2 separate regions of the Mus musculus genome follow, and region 2 is linked to region 1. A link is a loop called in an ENCODE intact Hi-C map of the cell type or tissue named here. Cell type or tissue: left cerebral cortex. All regions are shown on one strand. Links, peaks and the distances in the headings refer to the core of each region. The heading gives the core; the rest is flanking DNA. Region 1 has its middle 59 kb from the start of 5730403I07Rik. Region 2 has its middle 26 kb from the start of Mlip.

Region 1 (5,380 bases), core at 225-5,224:
GCAAGTACTCATTACGGAAGAGAGCTGATAAAAAGGTTTTGTTGCTACTATTTCTGGTGTGTTACTTGTTAATCGCGACATGAATGTTGTTTCTGATTCATACAGGATTCTGTACAGGAAAACTTTATAATTAAAAAAAAAGTGGTAAATCTCTGAATGTCAGGCGGCATTACTATTTGTCTTTTTAACAAGTTCATCTTGGTGGTAGTCAACATATAGGAAAGATAAAACCACCCTTTTCTTTGGTGTGAGTTTCATTGTTTTGGAAACTTTATTCCATTCACTTTTTTACTTCTCAGAATGAGCAAATGATTCCTGCTCTGCCGTGTGCTGTGATTTCACTGATGAAGTTGCCTTGTGTGACCATTCTGTCTGATTACTTAGTGAGTGTGAGCTAACTTATACCTAGACTTCAATTCTCTTATGCTGTTGCTGTATGTGTGTTGGTGGTGATGTGCACATATGTGTGTGTGTGTGTGTGTGTGATGGGCAATGTTGGGTATTCTAGTGTAGTTTAACAATGGGGTTGCTCTTTGTGCACTCAACCCTCCTACTTGGCACATTCCAGGATGGCTCAATTATCATTATATCATTTATTTATTGGACTCTTTTCTCCAGAGAGTGCCAACACTCTGTAATAAGTCGATATCCAAAATGCTCGTTGGAAATAATTATTTTTAAAAACCAGGCAGGCAGATGCTGCAGGCAGTTCCTCAGTAATTGCCCCTCGGCTAGAGTCCACAAAGAGGAACTTCAGGGCGGGTTGCTCTGGGTTTCTGGACTCAGGGCCACTTCCGAATCTTAAGGAACATTGCTAACGTATTCATTGTTAGTAATTTAATTTTATTTCTCAGGGAACCAAAAACTCTCTGAGAACCCACTAAAGAGCCTGTAGGATTGTTCCTTCTGCATCAGGTATTGGAGAGTTCTCTGATTAAGATAAGGCTATCTAGAGAAAGGCGGCTTTCCATATCTCTATGAGCAGGAAGGGAATTCTGGCTTTATTTCTGGCGAAGAGGTAAAGCTGCACACATTGTGATATTAAACAAGAGTTGCTTTTCCCACATGTTTCTCTTATGTAAGAACAATCCCACCCTGACATATTTCTAGTCCCTTCTCTCTTAGAGCCACTAACAAATAAATAATAAAAAATCTTGATGAATCCATGACCACTAAGTACAGAGGATGTAAGATCCTGTGAAGGGTGTGAGAACTGAAGTCCTACTGTGTGCCTGTAAGGACAGTGAGCCTGGGGAAAAGATGAACTGGGTGTTTTAGTCCAATCCTCAGCTGTCTGTAAAAATCCACTTTTAGTGCCTGCATGTAACTCTGGGTGCAGATGAGGACGGCCTGTGCTGCTAACATGGTGGGTAGCTCCTGGGAGCCTTCTCAAGGAGCCCAGTGCGAGAAAAAAAGTTGTGTTTATGTGACCTTTGGCAAATCACTTAACCTGTGGTTCCTTATCTACAAAGTGAGAGGTTAGATTGGTTTTTCAAGGAATGTTGTACTGTGTAGCATTTTATAAGTGTATGAAAAATGTCCCCTTGCTACGGATTTAGCAAATCCTTTGCAAACAGAAGCAGTCTTGAGGCAGTTTATTTTTTATATGTAAATGTGTTTGTAGAAGTTATTGCTATTAATAAAAGACTTTTTAAAATATAAAATTCACAGTTCAGTACTCATGTATTCAATTGCATATTTTTGCAGTTTTTTTTCTCTTTTTCTTACTGAGAAACAATAGAGTCAGGAATTTGATCATGGGAGAATATTGTGGAATAAGTGACGAGAAGAAAATGTAAAGGTCTCACTATTTGTGTAGAAAGATCAAAATAAAATAGTGTTTTTGCAGAATATTACAATATTGTTTTTTTTTAATCAGCAATGAAAACTTAGAACACAGAAGAAACTTGTTTTAAACGTCATTTCCAAAATGGCTTCTTCAGCTGTGACTCCTTCTGTTTTGTAGTTTTAACCACCCCCTGCAAAGCGCCTGACACAGATAAGCTCGATTGCTCCTTGCTTTAATTTTAGCCCCTCCGCATCACAGCAGGTTGAGGAAAAAAAAAAAAAAAAAAAAAAAAAAAAAAGAAACACGTAGAAGCACGAGAGAGGCAAAATCCTAGCCGGTGTTCATGTTTCTTTTTCTCGTTAACAAAAGCAAGGGCTGGAGAAGATTAGAACCCAGGGGGAGTTAAGAAGTGAAACTGATAAGAATCCAGATTTCTGCTTTCTGGTTCAAATCCAGTTCTTGAAGCCATCCAGCCTTTTGAGAACCACTGCTAATTAAAGCAGTGTCTGCTGATAACGTAAGTCCGGGATACGCTGTTTGAATGGCTCTTTTGATGTAGCTGTGTGTGATGGCAAATACAGAAGCGAGGCAGATGGATTGCAGGCTGTAGCTCAGCTTTCAAAGTGACATTTAGAGCGCACTGTACAAGGCAAGGGGGGGTATTTTCAAGTCGTCTTCGTGGGAATTACAATCATGTATAAGTTCAGCCCTAAGCACGATTCCCCCAAGGGATGGGGATGAGAATAGACTATCTTCGCGACAGAATTGCAGTGCTACATGACCTTCATGAAAGCAAGGAGATGATTTTTCAGATAATTTTTGGAGGATGGCTGTGATATAATTGCTGGCTCTTTGCAAGTGCTTTTTGCCTAAATATTTCCCAAGGGTCCTTTCGTGAGTTTTCTGAGTTAATGGGCATTTCCTTGCATGGGTGGTCTCTGGGCAACAGCCTGCCACCGCTCCACCTGGTTCTATTAAATAGGCCCCGTGCCTTTGTAAATATCAGGATACAGTGGTCCAGGGGTCGCCTCATGATTTTAAGTACAGACTTGATAACCTTCATCTTAGAAGATCAGAGAGCCAGTAGGATTGCTTTTCCAAGCCTGTTGTAATTTCTCTCGGGATATCATGTCATAGCGTGAGGCTGAAGGCAGAAAATGTCAGCATGAATTAACAAGCTTATTGCAGAGAGTGGGGTTCTCCTAAGCCTGTGGGGAATGAAATAAAATCTTTGCCAATCCTGACTGCGTTTGCAGTTGAGCTCAGCTTCTCAGCTGGGAATTCCTGCAGACTTTGTCAGGCTGTCTGCTCTGCTCTCCTGTAGGTACATCCATTCCATTCCATTCCATCCATCCACCCATCCATCCATCCATCCATCCATCCATCCATCCATCCAGATGCATGCAATCATTCCTCAGTCTAAATGCATTCATTCATCCACAGGAATGGGCAGTCTGAGTTGTTCACTTCCTCACAACTGCTACTACTAAGTCTGAGGTGCGAAATGAGGTGACCCCCCAAGACTTCCACAGAACCCTCTTGTAAGCTCAGCGTCATAATGAAGGCTCTGTGGGATCTCTCTCCCTGACTGGGGCACCCTCGGGAATTACAAGGTGTCCATTAAGGGTCTCTTCCTTCAACTCAGCTTCACCCCACTGCTCCATTTTCTTTTTCCCTAGAAAATTACAGCATGCTTTTTCATACTGATTCTCTTCTCCTACCAGGTTTCTCTTGGTTGAGAGTTTAACTTTGAAACTTCTTTTGAGTGGCCAAGAGATACATGCTTCATCAGACATCTTGAACCAAGAAGATCCTTAATCTCTCTCTCTCTCTCTCTCTCTCTCTCTCTCCCTGCATGCATGCATGCATGTGTGTGTGTGCGTGCGTGTATAGATGAATACACATGAGTGCTGGTGCCTGCAGAGGCCAGAAGAGGGTATCAGTTCTTCTGGAACTAGAGAGACAGGCAGTTTGGTCCTGGTATAGTCCCTGGGAACCAAATTCTGGTCCTCTGCAAGAGCAGCACATGCTGTTATCCGTGAAGCCATCCGCCTACTTGCTCTGATTTATTTTTTAAAGGGTTCTCTCAATGTTTTATTCATGTTGCATATTCTTTGCAATCAATAGCTGATAAGTGCTAGATAGCATTTTAAAATTCCAATTTTAGGTTTTTGTTTGTTTCTTGAAAGAGAATGTTGATATGTAGTTCAGGCTGGCCTTGAACACCTTGTGTATCCCTGGCTGGCTTTGACTACAACATCCACTTGATTGCCCCTGTGCCTGGGTTGTTGTAGGATATTCACATTGTCTATTAGAAAATGCTATGATCAGAATCTGCCCTCTTAGTTCATATGCTGAAATAAACCAATGTGCTTCTCCTGAGGACTGGGGTTTTTAAGGTGAGAGGGTAATTAAGCTGTGTGATTGGAGTCCTAATGAGTGAAGTTATGATCTTGTTAAAGACGTTAGGGAATCGAGACAGGATGGAGCAACTGTCCTTTTTTTCTTTTTGCCATTTATTCATTTCTCTATTCGAGGACACATGGGAGTCTCCATCTCTACTAAAAGAATAAACCAAGCCTTCTCCAGACACAACATGTTCAGTGCCTTGGTCTTGAACTCTAAAGCACAGGACAATGAGAAGGCAACTCCTGTTCTTTGATATAGAGGTAGGTTCTTAGTCATGCAGCACACATGGACGAAGGCATTCACAGGACTAGGTGAAACCATTGTGTAAGCTATGTCATGTGGCATGCCAAAATACATAGATCTTGAAAAGTCAAATCCTATTTCCATGTCTTGCATTGACTCCTCTATTTCATCCATCTCTCGTCTTTGAGTTGCTCTGCTGTAGTTATTACCATCCTAATGGCTTAATATGTTCTTTGCCTTTTTTAGGGGCCTTATTATGGGATCTGTACTTTTCAGTGGTGACGTGTTATTTTTTTAAATGATGCTTTTATTTCTGAGTTGAGATCTGTATGTGGGGAGCTACTGACAGTTACTAGCTTCTAGGAGAACAACAGCCACTTTTCTTTAAGGGCGTGGCCTCTGGTGGATAGACCACCCTCCAGTGAAGGCCACATATCCAAGAGTATCTGAGCAGTATAAGCTATAGTTGATGTGTTAAGGGGGAAACAAAAGAGGACAGAAGTTGGATGGCAGGGAAGGGATAGATATGACCAAAACGCATTCCACAGAACTCCCAAAAAACTAATAAAAATGAGAAAAAATGTAGATGATGTAACTGAAATGCTCCCATTTTAGAGGTTTGAAAGCTGACTTGTGTGGCTGTGATATGCACATGGTGGTGCCCATCTCATGGCTCTTAGACTTTCAATGTGGGGCTTTAGAGGAAGGGATAAGAAGGAGGAGAGACAGAAAGCATCCTGGTACACATGTGAGTGCACAGAATGTTCATCTCAGACACACAGTAAGTGACACTACTTGATTCAACATCTTATTAAAATCCATTTTCTACAATGTTGAAGATCAAAGCCACACAAGTTACCCTCCCCTGCCAGCCCTCAAAGGGGTTCAAGCCCAGATTCTATTTATTCACAGTATCATCATCCTTACCTCTTTCTCTCG
Region 2 (5,380 bases), core at 303-5,302, 63 kb after region 1:
CCATTATTTAATTGCAGTAGTTTTACTATAACTCTAGGAAAACCATTAATGTAATTTACTATAGGAGATCATATACATTTAAACTTTTTCTTGCTTCATGATAAAGACTTTTCTATCATCATTTTCATGGGACATATATACCCATTTATAGGATATATGCATATAACAATTTTTGTGCACATGAACAAATACTTGTACACATATGAAGAGTGGTATTGTTGTTCCATGTCAGAATAGGCTTTTTTATTCACTTTCAACTGAAAATATTTTCATTTATTATTATTGTCAGTGTGTGAGTTTGGAGTATAGGTGTACCAAGACTCTCACACAGTAATTAGAACAACTTTTACAAAACTGTTCTCCCCTTTCAGATTTCTGAAGAGGGGTCTCTCCTGCGTTTCTTGCCTCCTCTATGCTCTGGGTCAGATAGCCACTGAGATTCTTAGCAGCTTCATCTCTACTTCCCATCATGCCATGGGAGTGCAGGATTACATGTGTGCTACCGCATCCAGTTTCTTGTGGGCTGAATGGGCTGTCCTCAAGTCACCAGTGTGGCATGGCAAACGTTTCTGCCCACTGAGCAATCTTGCCAGGCCTTTACTAACTTTCAGAGTGGAACTCTGTAGTCCTAGGCAGAATTCTTCTCAAAACGAGGCTAAGGCTGAGGCTGAGCAGGTTAATAGATTCGGGTGGGGTTGAAATAGCAGATTCATTGTTCAGAGTTGTGGCTGAGGAAGATGTGAGGAGGGTATAATTTGTAGATTGCTTTGTCATCTCTGCAGCTCATCAGTGTCAGCAGCTGACACAGGCAGGTATCTGTCAGGGGGAACTATTGGCTGACACTGACCTTGTCATTGCAACCGCTGCTTTCTTGATGTCTGCTGGTTTGACACGTGCCAGACTCCGTATAGGTGGTAAGTTGGACTGTGAGTTCCTTGATATAGGTGCAATTCCTTTAAACTGTCACTCAGTGAAAGTTGTGTATTTCTGTGTCTTGTTGCATGTCATATCAGTTACATTTTAGGTAACAGTTGCTCTTTATAATAAACAGCAGCAGAGAACAGATGCTGGAGTAGCTGTGGACCAGCATGCCTTTATTGGCAATTGCTCCCCTTTACTGTAACTTAATATATCTACATCTAATGGGAAATGCCAAAGAATTTATGTAAGTAAGTTGTGGGTAGGTATGAGCATAACGAATTAGAAAAGTTATTTTGCATTAAACTATAATATTTTTTTAGATTTCAAATTTGTATTATTTTATATTTATATAATTTTCGTAACTGCAAAGACTTAAGTACATAAGATTAAATTAAAAGATTGTACATCTAAATTTTTCTTTTCTATATTTTAAGTAGGAGTAGCTTGCGTCTTTAAATGTAGCATGATTATAATCAGAAAGTCTTGAAATAAGTTTCAAAATGTAAACCTAACTTCTTCATATAGTTGTGAATTTAGATTATAAAATAGAGAGATAAGTTTCTGCTTTTCTCCCTTGTCCTTCCTTAAACCAAGTTCTTTCCCTCCCTCCACTCCTCCTCTCCCTTCTCCTTTTCCTTTTCTTTCCTTTCCTTTCCTTCTACTTCTCCTTTTCTTGGTAGAAGGTACCTGGTATTCCAGATAATCTTCTATTCTTCAGGTGAAGCTTAGGATTTGACTTAGGAGTCTCATCATCGGTTTTGCTCTGGCTGCTTCCCTTTAAGACTAAGAATTCTGCACAGTACCGAGAAGAGCATCGGCTGTGTTGATTGTGGGACAGAGCAGCATTGGCTGTTGGAATAATAAATGGTACTGAATGTTCCTGCAGCTTTTATGGGAGGCATTGCTCTGCCATCAGGGTCACATTACCTAGCTGGAAGCAAAATGAGATGGGCAGAGGAAGATTTCTCTAATCCCCTGTGAATGCATCCCAGAGTGATTTGATTGTTCTCAGTGTCTTTGAGTAGGGTGGCTGGGTAGGACATGAGCATGTATGAATAGCTGGGAATCTCTTTATATTTGTGTAAGTAAGGAGAGAAAAGAATTCTTTGCTTTGCAAATTTAGGCTTTTTTTTTTCCTCCTTGAGTTCTTCAGAGAATAAGAGAGATCAGTATATTTTTAGAGATTCTTAGCTTGTTCCCCAATCGTGACTGCTTTAACTGTGTGCAGTGTAACCTGCTTATTGTAAAAGCTGTTTTAATCTTAGCATCAAGGGGACATTTGAATAGTGAACAAAAGCTCCAAATATTCAACCACTGTGAATTTCTGTAAATTTTTCTATACTTCATTTATTTTCTGTCTAGAAGTTATGTATGTCAAGACTTAAAGGCTCCTTGAGAGAAAACTTCAAAGACTTCTTTTTAATGACTTCACATTTGTCACAAATACAAGCTTCTTAAAAGGTCCAATAACTTAGATGTGATTTCAAATGCACAGTATCTGGGCTTCAGACAGCTTCTCATTAGAAACTAGACTCATGGCACACTGTTTGTTTCCAGTGAATCATAGCTCCAAATGAGGGCCCCTTAAACAACTGAGGCTCAGAGCCAGATGAGTGACAGTCATATCCCAGCCTTCCTCACGACAGCAGCACAGTGTCACCTGTGAGAGGAGTATTCCTGAGAAACACTGCACCGTCGTGGTTAATATCACAGCAATACGAAGTCCAAAAGACCTGGACTGTGCCAAGTCTATAATCTGCAACCTTGTAAAGTGTACAACCTTGGTGAAGGTGAATTTGTTATTGCTCAGCATTAGAATTCTCCCCTTTAAACTGTGGATAATGCTAGTGTTTAGTTTATGGTTTCTATAAAGCGGAATGAGAAGGTACTTGGAAACATTTTGCATACAGTAAGCAAGCAGTAGGTGCACATTAGCTTGAATTTCATGTTCATTATTTTACTGTGATCATCATTGCTATTTCTGGTGAAATCAGAATTCGGTGGTGGTGGGGGATATTTGGAAATGACAGGTTTCTCATTTATAGCTAGGATACAGGTAAACAAAAGCAATCCATGAGATTAAGTAGGGAGAGCCAGCAGGGCGAGTCTGAACACTTTTGAAAGCACAGCTGCAGGATTCTGTGAGAAGCCTTCAACGTGCCAAGTGTTGATCCTTTTCCCTTGAAAAGGTCATTGTGTAAGGAACTGCCTACCAGCACTTCCCCTTACACAAGCTTCTATTCATGTCCATTTTTGTAGTCTTGCTTCCAGTGTGCTGGCCTCTGCTCAAAGCCTTCAGTCTTCCCCTCCCCCTTGAAGAGGCACTGTTTAAGTGCATCGAGCTTCACCTTGCCTTATGTAGATGTCTGGAAGTCCATGCTCTGGAATTCTAAAGAAGATATTTTTAGGCTGCACTCCAGGCCCTGTGTTCTCTCTGAGATGCCTTGCCACAGCCTGAAGTTCCAGAGCTCGACTTCCCATTCTGCATCCAACAAGCTGAGCTACTGAAGGTGTCCAGGAGGCACACTGTGGTTTTCAACCTTTGTCCTCCCATATGATTGATTTCTAACTACTTTTATTACTTGGTTATACAATATAACTCAATCTCAAGGCTATAAACACTCCTTGTATTTTGTCTGCACTATTTATGTCTTCACACCTTGTAATTGAAAACTAGACTTACGTTCAACTCCTTATTCAGCCCCTTCTCTTAGACATCTTCTCTCTAACCCAAACTATCCAAAGTTTAATTCTAATGTACTCTTCCCTTCATTCACTTACTATGAGCGTGTACAGAAAATTTTAGTTCACTTTCGTCTTAGTAACTTTTTTTTTAAGGACAACATTTCATTGGGGCTGCTTACAGGTTCAGAGACTTGGTCCACTATCATCAAGGTGGGAGCATGGCAACGTCCAGGCAGGCATGATGCAGGTGGAGTTGAGAGCTCTACATCTTCATCTGAAGGCCACTAAGAGAAGACTGGCTCCCACGTGGTTAGGAGGAGGGTCTCATTGCCCACTCCAACAATGAAATGCTTTCACCACACCTCCTAATAGTGCCACTCCCTAGGCCAAGCATATTCAAACCAGCACAATATCTTTTGTCATCTTTTTTTTTTAATTGTATAATCATCCCTGTCTTTTTTGTTACTTAGGTTTTATTACTGTGAAGAGATACCATGACCACAGAAACTCTTATAAAGAAGAACATTTCACTGGGGCTGGTGTACATTTCTCAGGTTTAGTCTATTGTCATGGCAGGACGCATGTCAGAACACAGGCAAACATGGTACTGGAGAAGGAGCCAGGAGTTTTACATCCCAGTCCATAGTGCAGTGAGAATAACACATTCACCCTGCTCACACATCAGAAACCTCAAAGTCTAAGCCAATGACACAATTTCTCCACCAAAACACTATCTTTTCCACCATGGCCACACTTCCTAATAATGCCACTCCCTATGAACCTATGGGGGCGCCATTTTCATTCAAAATATCACAATCCCCAAATAAGAGATTTAATAGAATATGTTTTGTATACAAGCCATTAGAATGTTTTTATGTATGTGCATCATGGACTTAGACCATATTCACCCCATCAGACTCTTTTCCATTCAGTCTTTTATGATCTTTTTGCTACCTGCTACCACATTGGTTGAGATTTTTTTCTACTTCCTGTGTTGACTCACAAAACTATTGCCCACATTACTTCTTTCCACATTAATTAGTATCCATCCAACAAAAAGTCAAATTAATCTCTGCAAAGCATTGCCAAGTTCTTCTATGCCTGCAGTAATTCCCAGACCCAACTTGTAGTCCATTGTCTTAGTAACTTTTTGCATTGGTGAGGCAAAGTGTTTGACAAAAGAACTAATGGAAGGCAGGGTCTCTTTTAGCTCATTGTGTGAGGCTACAGTCTGTCATGGCGGGGAAGGCATGGTGGCAGGAGCTTGAGGCAGGTGATCACACCGCGTCTGTGGTCAGGAAGCAGGGAGAGACGGATGCTGATATTCAGTTCCCCTTTCATTTTTGTTCAGTCCAGGACCCCAACCCATAGGTTGGTAGCACTGCCCACATTTTGGGTGTGCTATTCCATATCAATTAATTTCATATAAAAAGTCCCCACTAGTACCCATTACTGTTTCCCCAGATGTAGCACAATGTCTGTAATTGGGCTAGTGCTCAGTCAATGTTTAACAAACTGCAAGTAATGAATTCAACTGAGAAGAGGGAGGCCCTTGAACGTTAGTGCTTCTGAGTTTGTGAGGGAAGCACATGAAGTTAAAGAACTACCCCAAGTGTTTAAACTGCAGAGGAGGTAAACATTTTGAATTTACTGCAGCTAGATATGGATTTAGAATATCTATTGATGAGTTCATGCTGATGACTCAGTGACTCAGAGGACGTGGATGTTTAACAATAGAAAAGCCATTTGAGAAAAAGGGAAAGTGTGGGGAAAA

Evidence for each region. A loop is a pair of places that touch in the nucleus more often than their neighbours do. Peaks named below come from ENCODE experiments on the same cell type or tissue, not always from the same donor. Only the 100,000 strongest peaks of a DNase experiment are listed, where the experiment ranks them.
Region 2: it touches region 1 in a loop (2.5-fold over the local background); 7 of 42 quality-filtered maps call a loop at or near these places.

What each region holds. Positions count from the first base shown.
Region 1 is chr9:77,337,342-77,342,721 of GRCm38, reverse strand. It overlaps a transcript of Mlip not described here. Among named protein-coding and RNA genes, the nearest start is that of 5730403I07Rik, 59 kb to the left of the region's middle. In left cerebral cortex, for the core only: no CTCF peak of the experiment used is centred there; DNase peaks (open chromatin) are centred at 1,360, 2,343, 2,967 and 3,280; H3K4me3 peaks cover 1,326 bases; H3K27ac peaks cover 1,382 bases.
Region 2 is chr9:77,274,725-77,280,104 of GRCm38, reverse strand. It overlaps a transcript of Mlip not described here. Among named protein-coding and RNA genes, the nearest start is that of Mlip, 26 kb to the right of the region's middle. In left cerebral cortex, for the core only: no CTCF peak of the experiment used is centred there; DNase peaks (open chromatin) are centred at 1,827, 1,936, 2,505 and 3,167; H3K27ac peaks cover 2,874 bases.